2 separate regions of the Homo sapiens genome follow, and region 1 is linked to region 2. The links are chromatin contacts, found by Hi-C or POLR2A ChIA-PET in ENCODE. All regions are on one chromosome and are shown on one strand. The core of a region is the stretch at or near the end of the contact, and the rest is flanking DNA. Distances in the headings are between cores, read along the strand shown.

The links. Hi-C counts contacts between places; a loop is a spot of excess contacts on that map. ChIA-PET counts read pairs that join two places held with the same protein, here RNA polymerase II (POLR2A).
Region 1: a loop to region 2 is called in a map of CD8-positive, alpha-beta T cell, with 2.7 times the contacts of the local background. The contact joins the promoter of PMEPA1 here to the promoter of ANKRD60 in region 2. A Hi-C loop is called at or near these places in 2 of 168 maps with a recorded cell type or tissue (CD4-positive, alpha-beta T cell and CD8-positive, alpha-beta T cell). POLR2A ChIA-PET finds 5 or more read pairs at or near these places in 2 of 52 experiments (AG04450 and PC-3).

What each region holds. Positions count from the first base shown.
Region 1 is chr20:57,707,804-57,713,902 of GRCh38, reverse strand. It overlaps PMEPA1 (prostate transmembrane protein, androgen induced 1), which reads left to right and starts at 3,888. Exons shown (of 4, transcript NM_020182.5): 1 at 3,888-4,429. The coding sequence starts at 4,321. NKILA (NF-kappaB interacting lncRNA) reads right to left here and starts at 3,720. Exons shown (of 1, transcript NR_131157.1): 1 at 1,123-3,720. RefSeq lists enhancers at 1,223-1,834, 4,895-5,506 and silencers at 3,487-3,606, 3,627-4,056.
Region 2 is chr20:58,226,225-58,232,473 of GRCh38, reverse strand. It overlaps ANKRD60 (ankyrin repeat domain 60), which reads left to right and starts at 3,821. Exons shown (of 4, transcript NM_001304369.2): 1 at 3,821-4,250. The coding sequence starts at 3,821.

The DNA.
Region 1 (6,099 bases), core at 2,639-5,138, 520 kb after region 2:
AGAGTGCAGGGGGGTCACACTCCCACGAAGCTGGCTCTGCACACAAGTCCAGCAGAGCACAGATGCGCGGCGCTGCTGGGAGCAAAGCCCCTTAACCTGCTGAAACAGGACGTTTCCTCTGGAAAATCCCCCCGGCCGCGGATTCAACCCATGGGCAGGGCGGATGGTGGCACACGCTGTCTGGAGTCCCAGAAAGGCCTGTCTCTGCAGTCACCCATTTCACAATCCATTTGCTTCACACACCCATTTCACAACCCCATGGCCACAGCCAGGCTGAGAAATGTGTCCCAAACTCCAAACCTGCTGGGACCATGAGAGTCTCCCAGTTCCTGATGCCCCCACTGGCCTGGCATCCCCTCTCTACTGTCCCCTACATGCCCAGCCCACATCTCCCCAGAGAGGAGGCCCAACCCTTTGGGCTCAAGTCGCCTCCAAACCCTCTCCTTTTATATTCTTCCCAGGTCTCGTCCCTCTCTGAAATTATCACCTGGACTCATCTTTTTACACATGTGATGTCAGCCTCACCTGTGAGCCTCAGTATGGCTGGGGCTGCACCTGTGGGTGGTTGGTAACTGCAGGTGGAATGAGATGCCACCTCCTCAGGGAGGGCTTCCTTGATCTCACCCCAACTCTGGCCTTTGGCCTGTTATCACCATGTCTGAAATGACCTCCTGACCTCATTGAGCTATGAGTTTGCATGTGTGTGTGTGTCTTTAGTCCCTTTGTCCCCCACAATGTCACACGAGGTCAGGGAGTTGGTTTTCTTCCCAGCCCTGTGCCCCATACCCAGCACAGAGCTTCACACTGAATAGGAGCAGAATGTTTGTTCAATGAGTGAACAAAACCTTTTTTTTTTTGCCTCTGACTTGTGGCATTCTTCCCAGGGACTCAGGCCTGCCCAATCGCGGTGCCCCCTCCCCACTCCCACTCCCAGCAGTGAGCCCTCCCTCCTCAGCCCATTAACACCTTGGCTCTGCCCATTTCTCCTGGGTAGAATCAGGGAGTTGTGACCTTCTCTGCCTGTGCCTGACAGTGGGCTCTGCCCTTCATGCCCAAAATGCCAGCATCACAGTCCCTGGCACATCTAGGGTTATCAGATTTCGCAAAGAAAAATACAAGCTATCCAGTTAAATTGAGATATACTTACACTAATCATTATTCATAGTTTATCTGAAATTCAAACTGAACTGGGTGTCCTGTATTTAATTCTCGCAGTCCTGGGCACACACGAAGCCTCCTATGAGTGCTGGCAGTCCAGCCTATGCTCCTTCCAAAGCAATTCTCCTTTCCTACTGCCCCGTCAGGGGCCCTGTCTGTGCTGGAATCATCATTGTCCTCAACTGCAAAATGGAAAATAAAATGATAGTGGTTCCTCCCTCCCGGGGTTGCCAAGATGATTAAATAACATAACAACTAAGATGTATCCGGCCCCTTCTCCTCTACTTGCAAGGCATCGATCCCTTCATTCCTCGCAATCACACCACGTGAAGGTGCCATGAAGCCACCCCATTTTGCAGAAGAGGAAACTGAGGTTGGAGAGGTGAAAGCACTCAGCCGAGGTCACACAGCTATGTCCCACTCATCTTTGGGTGACCCTCAGGTTCGGACCCTGAGGTCTGAACACTGCATTAAGCTCTCCAGACAGAATCAACTTCGGAACTAGCGCCAGAGACCACTAAGTCAATCCCAGGTGACACCATCAGCACTCAATAAATGGTAGCCACTGCCGGTGTCGCAGATGGATCAATGGGAGGTCAAGCGTTGTGGGTAGGTTTGGTTTCTTTAAGCCACTGAATTAACTGGTTATTTTTGCCTGCTGGCAGTGCAGCCTCCATTGTGTAAATGCCATCTCACTTCCAAGACAATCAACGTGTGACTTCTCCCAGCCAGACTAGCCAGGTCTCCCGAGACTTCCCGGAGGGCAGGGGCTGTGTCTGGAGTGGCTGAATTCCCCGGCTCAGGGTTGCAGCTCAGCCAGTTTGTTGATTGAATGAATGAAGAAATGGCTGAAAGCAGGGGTGGTAATGATGACCTCCTTCACCCTAGGAAGTGAATGGGACCCAGGTCATCTCCAGGCCCAGCCAGTATTTGCAGTGGCACCCCAAGGGATGCTGGGGGACCCCTTAGCTTTTCTCTTAAGTTGCAGCGGCCAAACTGCAGCAATATCTTCCCTGATAAAAGACACGCTGGTGGTATTGCCCCTTCCTCAAGGCAGGGGCTGAGGGCGCCCAGTTCACAGCAGGGTGCCATCTGGGGTAGACGCTGGGTATTGCCCCACTCCTGGGCCGGGGCCTGGGTCCTGACCTAGTGCTGGCTGTGGCTCCAAGAGTGAGCTTCTCCTCCCAAACAGAAGACGGTCAGTGCCTCTGAACCTCCCTCTGGGCTGGGCACGCTTGGACTCCTCCAAAGAGCTTGGACCAGCCTGAGCCACATCCCTGGGCTTGACTTCTCCAGAACAAGCCTCCTGGTCTTTCTGGGAGAGCTCTGGCAGCATCACTGTGCCTGTGCAGGGAGAGCGGGAACCCACTTCCTGCACCGGCTTTCTCTGAGTTCTTCAGGATGAATTCGCTCTGGTCTAGGTAAGTTCTACCCCGAGGCCACCTTCACTTCCCAAATTCCAGCTTTTCCTTCTCTATCCAAACTGTTACAAACACAGTAACAATAATTTTTAAAAGCTTTTTTTTTCTCTGAACACACTAAGTCCCTGCTAATTACTGAAACTCCAGGCATTACAGGAATATGTGGACACTTAAAGAATCAGGACTACGTGGGAGAGGGGGAGGCAGCTCCCCAGGGTCCTGGGTTGGCACACAGGCTCCACCACTGTGTGACTTTCAACAAGCGACTTCCTTGACCAGCTGCCCGCTCTGTAAAATGGGGAGAGTAATATTCGGCCACACTGAGTCGGTGTCAGGTTGAGTTAATATTTGGAGAGTTTCTGGCACAGGTAGGTGCTCCTTAAGTGCCTGTTAAATAAGTGAAGCTTTGAGAAAGTGTCTAAAAGGCGACACACTAAATTTTTAAGAGGCTGGAGGTGGGCCAGGGAGGGGAGGTCTCTTATGTAATATTTTAATATCTTTTTAAACCTGAAGAATGTGTTCTTGTAGCACTCCTGTAATTAAAACTTAATGAACTAAAAGTACACCCCTCCTGCTCATACCCCTTTTGAACTCCGCAGCCGCGCCCCCCAGCCGGAGGCCCCTTGGGCAGCAGACAATGGGTGTGGATTCGCCCCAGGTCCCGCCGGCTGGGGCGGCGACAATACACCAGTCCCCGACAGCTATTTACATGACAAGGGCTTCCGGGCGTGTCTACGCGAGTTCCCGTCTTTCCTGGTCGTCCTCCTTGGGTTCGGGTGAAAGCGCTTGGGGGTTCAGTGGGCCATGATCCCCGAGCTGCTGGAGAACTGAAGGCGGACAGTCTCCTGCGAAACCAGGCAATGGGTGATCCATCTTGGGGGCTTCCTCCCCCTTTCTCCAATTTCTCTTCCCTGAGCCCCCAGGGACCTTGTGCTCCTCAGAAGATAGGCTAGCCCCAAGAGCCTGGGTCAAGGACCCCAGGGACGGGGGCGAGGGGAGGGCGCACCAGCAACCCGCCCGGGTGCGGCTGGCACCGAGTTCGGCTCCCCGGCCCCGGGCGTGCGCCGGGCAGGCGTTCCAAGCTGACCGCCGTTGGGGAGAGGGCACAGCGCCCCTCCTCCGTTGCGCGGGTGCCGGGTCTACGTGGGCCGCCTAGCTCTGGCCCTTTAAGAGCCCGCCCCGTTTCCCGTCACCCCGCCCCCCGGCTCGGGGAGGGGGTGCGGGGGAACCTCGGCGGGGATTGGCGCAGCGCGCGCCCCCTCCCCGGCCCCCGCGCGGTGGGAACCGGCAGCCCCGTCTAGCGCTGACGTCAGACCGTCTGCCTGCCTCCGACCGCGGTCTCGGAGCGAAACCCGATCTCCTTGGACTTGAATGAGGAGGAGGAGGCGGCGGCGGCGGCGGCGGCGGAGGCGCTCGGCTGGGGAAAGCTAGCGGCAGAGGCTCAGCCCCGGCGGCAGCGCGCGCCCCGCTGCCAGCCCATTTTCCGGACGCCACCCGCGGGCACTGCCGACGCCCCCGGGGCTGCCGAGGGGAGGCCGGGGGGGCGCAGCGGAGCGCGGTCCCGCGCACTGAGCCCCGCGGCGCCCCGGGAACTTGGCGGCGACCCGAGCCCGGCGAGCCGGGGCGCGCCTCCCCCGCCGCGCGCCTCCTGCATGCGGGGCCCCAGCTCCGGGCGCCGGCCGGAGCCCCCCCCGGCCGCCCCCGAGCCCCCCGCGCCCCGCGCCGCGCCGCCGCGCCGTCCATGCACCGCTTGATGGGGGTCAACAGCACCGCCGCCGCCGCCGCCGGGCAGCCCAATGTCTCCTGCACGTGCAACTGCAAACGCTCTTTGTTCCAGAGCATGGAGATCAGTGAGTGACCCCACGCCCCCCTCCCCGGAGACTCCATCGGGCTCGGACCCTATGTCGGGGCACAGCTGCGAGCGGGGGTCCGGGCCCTGCGCGCCCCCTCGGACCGAACGCCCTGCGCCCGGGCAGCGCCCGCCGCGCCCCGGGCGCGCCCTCCCGGCTCGCGGCAGCTGGCGGCCGGCCCGGCTTTGTCCCGCGGCGCTGCGAGCCTGGCACGGCCCCCGCTGTCCGCGCCCCGCCCGCCCGGACTCGGACCCGGGGCTCAGCGGCGGCGCACGGCGCGGGAGGGTTGGGGCGGGCGGATCCGTGAAGTTTCCATTTTATTTCCCTGAGGGCAGTCGCGATGGAGCATTTAGGCCGGCTCTTTATCAACTTTGGGCGGGGGTGGAGGGGCGTGTGAGACACTGTCTGGTCTGCGAGGTGTCTGGGGCTCCGGGCGTGTGTCTGGAGTGTTCGCGGCGCTGTGTCTCGGGCTCTGAGTGGATGTCCGTGCGTCTGTGGAGTGTGCGTGGCTGCGTGGCTCTGTCTGGGTCTTCGGCGTCTCTCGGGGTGTCTGGGGGTCTGAGTCGCGGTCTTGCCCAAGAGTGCGTGTCACCGAGTCTTCCTGCCTCTCTCTGTGTGTCTTTCCCGTGTCCGGGCCGGGGTGCCTTTCTTGAGCGTGTCCATCTTTCTGGGGGTCTGGTCTGGTTGGGCCGGATCTGGGGACCGTGTGTGTCCAGGTGTCTGAATCCAGGGCTCAGCTCTGGCCCGTCTGGCCCAGCGTGGATCTTGAATGTGTGTGTGTCATTGTGCCAGTGTCTGTGTCCCCGACGCACCTATAAATAGCCTCTGTCTGGACAGCTTGGTTCAGTCTGGCTGAGACCATGGTTACAAAGGAGTCAAAGTTTGGGGCTGTTTGTGTTTGGGACTGCCTGGCCCTAAATAAGGGATCAGTGGACCAACGGTGGGGAGTGGGGTTTTGAACCTTGTCGCTAACGCAGCCGCCTGGGCACCCAAAAGTTCAGATAAGTAAGTCTCTACCTCCTGCACACACAGCCCACCTAGGTGGACATTTGGTTGAGTGGAGAATTGAACCACTACCTCCCGGGTTCTGGCTTCTAGCTTCTAGCCTACACCTTGTCCCCCAGCCCACCTTTTCGGGGACCTTTTGCTTCCCTGAGCTTTAGTTTCCCCATCCCCACCCTGAAGAAGCACGCCAGGTGAAGGGGCACACAGTCCTTCCCTGCTGGGGGCCAGGCTGCCCCTAGCTGGGGCCCGGAGCTGAGAAGCAGCCGCTGTGGAATGAAGGCAGTGTCTGGGCGGCTCATAAGCAAGTGTCCGCAGGCGGCTGCCAGTTTGTGGCCCCTGAGCCTATACAGTGAGCTTCAAGTGGTAAAAATAACCAGGCTGGCCGGGCTTTGGTGGTGGGTCCTTCCATCCATCCACCTCTCCACACTCCCTCCCAGCCTGGAATGGAAAGCTCTCCCCCTACCCCACCTTAGCTGGCCTGTGCCAGACTAGCGAGGTGCCAGGAGGACCTGCCCAGAGCCAGCGTTTGCGGAACCGACTTGCCTTCCCAGAGGCCCTTTGTGAACTCAGGAGGCTAATGAAATGCACGAGAATGTTATTAAAATACGTTCGCACACGTTTGGAGAGTCTTGCCTTAGATGGATTGCTGCTTCAGTGCCCTCCTT
Region 2 (6,249 bases), core at 2,572-5,071:
AAACATATGCTAAAATGTAAATTATTACATAGCTTTCCAGAAATGAGGGAAATTGATAAATTTTGAGTTATGACATGAAAGATTATGAAAGGTAGCAAACGTAAGCCTTAACTGCTATTATGTTTTAATGGTATTATTTTGTGGTCAGTTAGAAAAGATTTGTAACCCAACTAGTGGATTATTTACACCTGGACAGGACTCAATAAAAGCTTTGTGTTTCTTGGATAGTTTATTTCTACACCACACATATAGGAAAATATCTTGAACTCTGCCCTACATGTACATTTCTTGCCACCTCACCCCCTGCCCCACCCTACCTACAACCTGCTCCTGCTCTGCACATTGCCATTTCTTTTGTATTGCAGGGAAAAAAGATAGTTACTATAATTTTAAAAATATGCATAACTGTTGGGAGTCCATCTTTAACATTTTAGAAATACTCTTTGATTTATTGTCCTGACATGTGGCTAACAAAAAACAAAACCGAGTGTGTTTTGAACACTGTTCATGGCTTACCTGATTCAGACTCATGGTTTCTCTCTTTAGCGTATTTTAGAAATGCTGGTAACCCTCATCTTGAAGTCATTGAAGAGACCATCTTAGCATTGCAGTCAGACCGGGACCAAGATGTTTCCTTTTTTGCAGCCCTAGAACCAAAGCGGCGGAATATCATAGACACTGCTGTACTAGAAAAACAGAATTAACTACTTCCGTGATGAGTTGCAATCTGATTATTTCATGCTTGGCACATATGGCTTACCATAACTTGAAGGGGAACTGATTGTATTATACCAGCTGGGGGAGATTTTGGAACCTTTCATACTGTGCACTCAGTGATTGACGCCTTTTCCATCTGTACCCCGAAGGGACTGAACCTGATGGGGGCTTTTTCTGGATGGCTGGGCCATCCTGATCAAGCCTGATCAGTAAGTCTGTGGAAAGATTGCAGACCAGGTGGCTAACTGGGCACTGGAGCCTCTGAACCATCAGGCTGTCTGCCAGCAAGTTCTTTTCTCCATGGCAGACTGTATGATCTGAAGTCCCCCCAACCCTCTCCAAGTAAAGTAGTTTATTAGAAGCTCTTAAGTCTTTAATAGACCTGCATATTTCCTTCCCTTATGATTTCCTATAAAATATAGTTTATGGTGTTATATTTTTAACTGAAATACTGTACATATGTAAATAACTCTTGACAGGAAGAAAATATATTAATGTAGTATTTGCCCCCTATCAGTGAGCTGAACAAATACATCATTTAAATCTATGCTGCACTTTGAGTTGCTACAAATATGGTTCGATTTGTTTATTTTTGAAAAATGTGATAAAGAAATCTAAAGAATGATTGATGGCAGTCTTTCTAATATTGTGCCTTTGTTATAAACTACTTGGAACTTTTCCTCAGGCACTCACTCCTCCCTGCCTGACAGGAACTGTTTCCATGAAGATATGTGTTGGCCTTTGATAGAGGCATAAAGCTGAAAGATTTTTCATTTTTATATGGATATGCTGTCATATGTTTAAGAACTTGAGAGGGAAATGGATAACTGAGGTTTTTCCATTTTTATATGGATATGCTATATGTTTAAACTTGGGAGGGAAATTGATAACTGAGATGCATGGATATTGACTTTATATCTAATGCTTTAGAATCTTAACCAAAAAAAGGAAAACCTAGTTCTGATCATAACCTGCCCACAAGTTCTACGCACCTGTGACTTTGGGGGTCAAATTATATACTCTTCAAATTGACTTAAGTACACACCGCTTAGATTTCATGCGTTTCAAATTTAGACTAAGAGAAAGATGCTCTAGAATTTAACCAGGTTTTTTAAATCAGTAATTTAAGATTTTCTAACCATTTGAACAAATTTTACTTACATGTATGCACATGTCATTTTTCGTGTTTCTATTTTTATGTTCTCAAAGGTAGGATAAGGGAAGGAAGGAGGAAACAGCCCATTTGGGGTTCAAGAGCTAGCTCTGCTAAGGGCTTGTAAGCTATTTCTATTCTGCCCTTTGGTCTTTTTCTTGTTTGTCTTGTCTTTATTTTTAAATGAAATTCTTGAAGCTATGTATTGAATTTTCTAGTATAGAGGATGTGACTTCCACCTCCAAATTCCATTTAACTGATTCTTTTAAAAGAAAGATAGGCGTATATACACCACGCCAAAATAATAATAAGGTACCTATGTGAGAATTGCAAATTATACCCCAGGGTAGCATTTAGGCAGCGTCGGCAAAAAGTGAGTTAATAAATCAGAAGCTACATATTAAAAAAAAAATCAGTCAATCCGTCGTGTGTTTAATTCTTGCCTAAAGTAAATGGAGATATTGTTTTGCTTTGGTAACCAGCAATTTTTAATTTTTTTTTATTGCCCGCAAATTGAGATTGTTTTGTTAAAATCTGTTGATCTAGCAGCAAGTAGAATTATTCAACTGGAATCTTGTATTCTATTCAGAGCTTAATTTTCCGTTAAGGAAAAAAATGAGCTTCAGTTTGTGTTGTGATGTGTATAATTTGCATGCTGAATCACAACATGCTTGGAGAGATTGTAGAGACTCTTTGGTAAATAATCTAACCTTTACAATTTCCGTTTATATGTTAACATTTTTCTATAATATGAGTGCCTTTCCAATGCACAGATATTTTTTATGGCTGTAATTTCTCTGTAAAAATAATTTTTAAGCATACATTTTATTCTTTTTTTGCAACAACCGAGATTTTTCCAAGATTGTTCTGTTTCCCCTCGCCCTCCTAGCTCCCGCCCCCGTCACTTCGGCGCTTGTATTTTCTAATTATTCATGGGTGCCATGTTGAGTGTTTGTAATTTGACCACCACAGGTAAGCTTCCTGTTTACTTGAACACTCAGCCTCATCTCCGGTGAATGAAGGGAAAAGCACAGATGGGTTTCTCCCAGGCACAGCTCACTCCAAAGGTGTCTTCATAGAGCCAACCCAGCCTTTCTCAAGGGAGCATTTCCCCACTTAATGTGTTTATCAGCATCTTTCTTCCGCCAAGAATTCAAGAGCATTTTCAAAATTGATAGATTTTGGTGCAGTTTTGCAAGTTTCCGTGGAAGGCTGTCTCCCGCTTCTGGGATCCACCCCCATGTCGGGACCAGATCGGCTGCAGGGAGTCATGTTTATGAAATGTTGGTGGTTTTTTTTTTTTTTCATTCATACTAGAAGTGTTTTTATAACGAAAATCTGCACTTTACAACTCTGCAGGCCATGCATGCAATGGTGATTTACAGCCTTGTTTACGTGTAATTCCTCCAGGTGATTTATCCCAATTTATGCAAAGATCCTATTTTAAACAGACACGGAGAAGTGGTAACCGTTTCCTAACAGCAGCAAGAATGCCCCTTCCGTTTGCCTGGTGAAAAGAACTGACATTAACAGCAGCTTGGAGGCTTCGAGGAGGTGGGGACGTGGCCTGAGCTCGGGACGGGGGCCCAGTGCGGGTTGTCGGAGCGTGGCTGCCCGGCGATGTCTCTGTATTTATCAATAAATCTCCCGGTTGCTCTGGGAAGCACTTATGTCCTGTTCCATTATTTAAGAACCGTCTCCCGCGGCCGCGTGAAACTGCGGCTTTGTTCATCGCGGAGCGGGAAAGGACTGCGGGACCTTGGGGGGCCGCCCGCCCATCGGTCTCCCTGGAGGCTCGGGCGGCAGGCAGGGAGGGGCCTCGCCTTGCGTCTGGAGGGGGCGGTCCTGGCGGGGCCTGGGCGTCACAGTGGGGCGGGGGGCGCATGGGCCCGCCTTGGGGCGTCAGGGCGGGGGCGGCGATGACGCGTGGCCACCGCACTCGAGCCGCGGATGACGCGCGGCCGCGCCTGGGGGATGCGGCGGGCGGCGGCGGGGGCGGGCGGAGCGCGGGCGGCGGGGCCAACTGGGGGCGCCTCTCGCCTGCACCCCAATGCGGGACGCAGGAGCGGTGCGCGGGCCGGGGCTCAGGGGTGCGGCGGGCCCAGGGTGGGCTCGGCGGACTCGCGGGCCCTCCCCGCGCAGCCCCTGGCCTGTGCCCGCGGCCGGAGCCAGCGGCTCGTCTGTGACCCGAAGGCCGCGAGTGCCTTGCCCGACTTGGCCCCTGACGTCTTCGTCCTGCGGGTGCGGCTGGAGGAGACGGGGGAGATGTTCCGAGTGGCAAACTGCCGCGGCGACATGACCGTGCGGGAGCTCAAAGAGGAGCTGGACCTGATGGTCGGCATCCCCTTCAACCTCCAGCGGCTCCAGTACCTCGACGAAGGTGGCTCCTGCCCTGACTCCTTCCCTGGCCACATGCAAGGGCACCCTGTCCACTTCTGAAGTGGATTCCCAAAGGGAAGCCTGCTTACGTGAGAAACCCCAGATGTCAAAGCAAACCCCTGAAACCCAACCACCCTGAAACCCAGATGGAAGGGCCACTTAGGGTCCTGGCCACAGAGGGACTTCCCAATCTCAAACACACGGCGTTCAAATTGGACTCCCAATCAAGGCAAACCTTGTCCACAGCAGGACCCTAATCCACAAGCAGGTCCTGCCTGGATCGGGCTGCATCTGCCAACCCTGAGCAAATCCTGTCCAAGCCAGGACCCCCCAGAAGCCAGACCCTCAGGCTCCCCATGTCTTCATAAGGAACCCAGGTCCCAAAGCCAACTCTGTTCATGTAAGACTTGTCTGAAACAAGGCCTGTCCTCAGCAGAACCCCCAAACCCAAGGCAAGCCTGCCCATGTCAGTACCCCAAACTCAAAGCAAACCCCAAGTCCTCCTCCATGCTGGTCTTGAGAACATTAGAACCCCAAATCCTCTAGCCAACCATGTCCACGCAAGCATGCCAAACCTGAAACAAACCCTGCTGACCTCAGGACCCACAAATCCAGAATAAAATTGCCCAACACCGAACCCCAAATCTCTAGGCTAACCATGACTACTTCAGAACCCCAAATCCTCCAGCTACCACATCCCCCCCAGGATGCCAGGGCTTGAACAAACCTTGACCACCTCAGGACCCCAAAATCCAGAGCACACATGCCCAACTGAACCCCAAATCTCCAGGCTACCCATGACTACCTCAGAACCCCAGATTTTCCAGCCACTTTTGTCTTGCAAGGATGCCAAATCAAAACAAACCCTGTCCATCTCAGGACCCCAAAATCAACAAACCAGCCCAAGACTCAACCCCTAATCTCCAGGCTAACCATGACTACCTCAGAACCCCAGATCCTTCAACAACTGTGTCCAGGCAAAGAGGTCAAAGCTGAAACAAACTCTGTCCAGTTTAGGACCCCAAAACCAAGAACAAACCTGGCTAAATCTGAAATCCCAAATTGCCAGACTAATTATGTGACTATTAGAACCCCGAATCCTCCACAACCATGTCCACACAAGGATGCCAAGATCCGAAACAAACGCTGCCTGCCTCAAGACCCCATATATCTCTATGCAACTTCTGCCCATGTTTCAGCCTCAAACCCTGAAGCTATGCCTGGCCATAACAGAACCCTAAATCCCAGAGCAGACTCTACCCACGTCATGACCCTCAATTGCCCAATTCTGGACCCCCGGCCTCCAACTAACCATTTGTGCATCTGAACCCCAATCCATTAGCCACTTCTGTCTACATAAGGATGACAGAGCCCAAAATGAACCCTGCCCACATATGGACCCCAAAATTCAAAGCTAACTCTGCTCACATCTAAAAGGCAGTCACCGAGCTCACCATGACCATACCAGAACCCAAATCCCCTCAAAGTATCTTCATAAGGGCTCCAAAGAATGAAGCAAACTCTGTCCACAGCAGGACCCCAAAGCTCAAGTCAAACCCACACATATCTGAACCCCCAGATACGAAACCGTGTCTACATCAGCACTCCAAGGTTGAAGCTGGCCATGTCCATGTCAGGAAGTCAAGGTTCAAACAAAACCTTGCCTCCATGAGTACCCCAAAACTCAAAGCAAACTTTTCTTGTATATGTAACCCAAATCCTTCAGCCAACCTTATTTATACCAGAACCCCAAATTCCAGACCAAACCCTGCATATAGCAGGAGCCCAAATTTTGAGCAGATTTTATCACCATGAAGACCCCCAAATCTCAGGGCAGATGTGCTCGATTCCTACCCTCCAAATGCTACACTACTCGGGGCTACATCAGATCCCCACATCCCAAAACAAGTCCTGCCCATACGAGGACTCCAAATCCCAGAACAGACCTTTTCACATCAGGACCCCAAACAGACAGCAAACCTTACTTTAATCAGAACCCC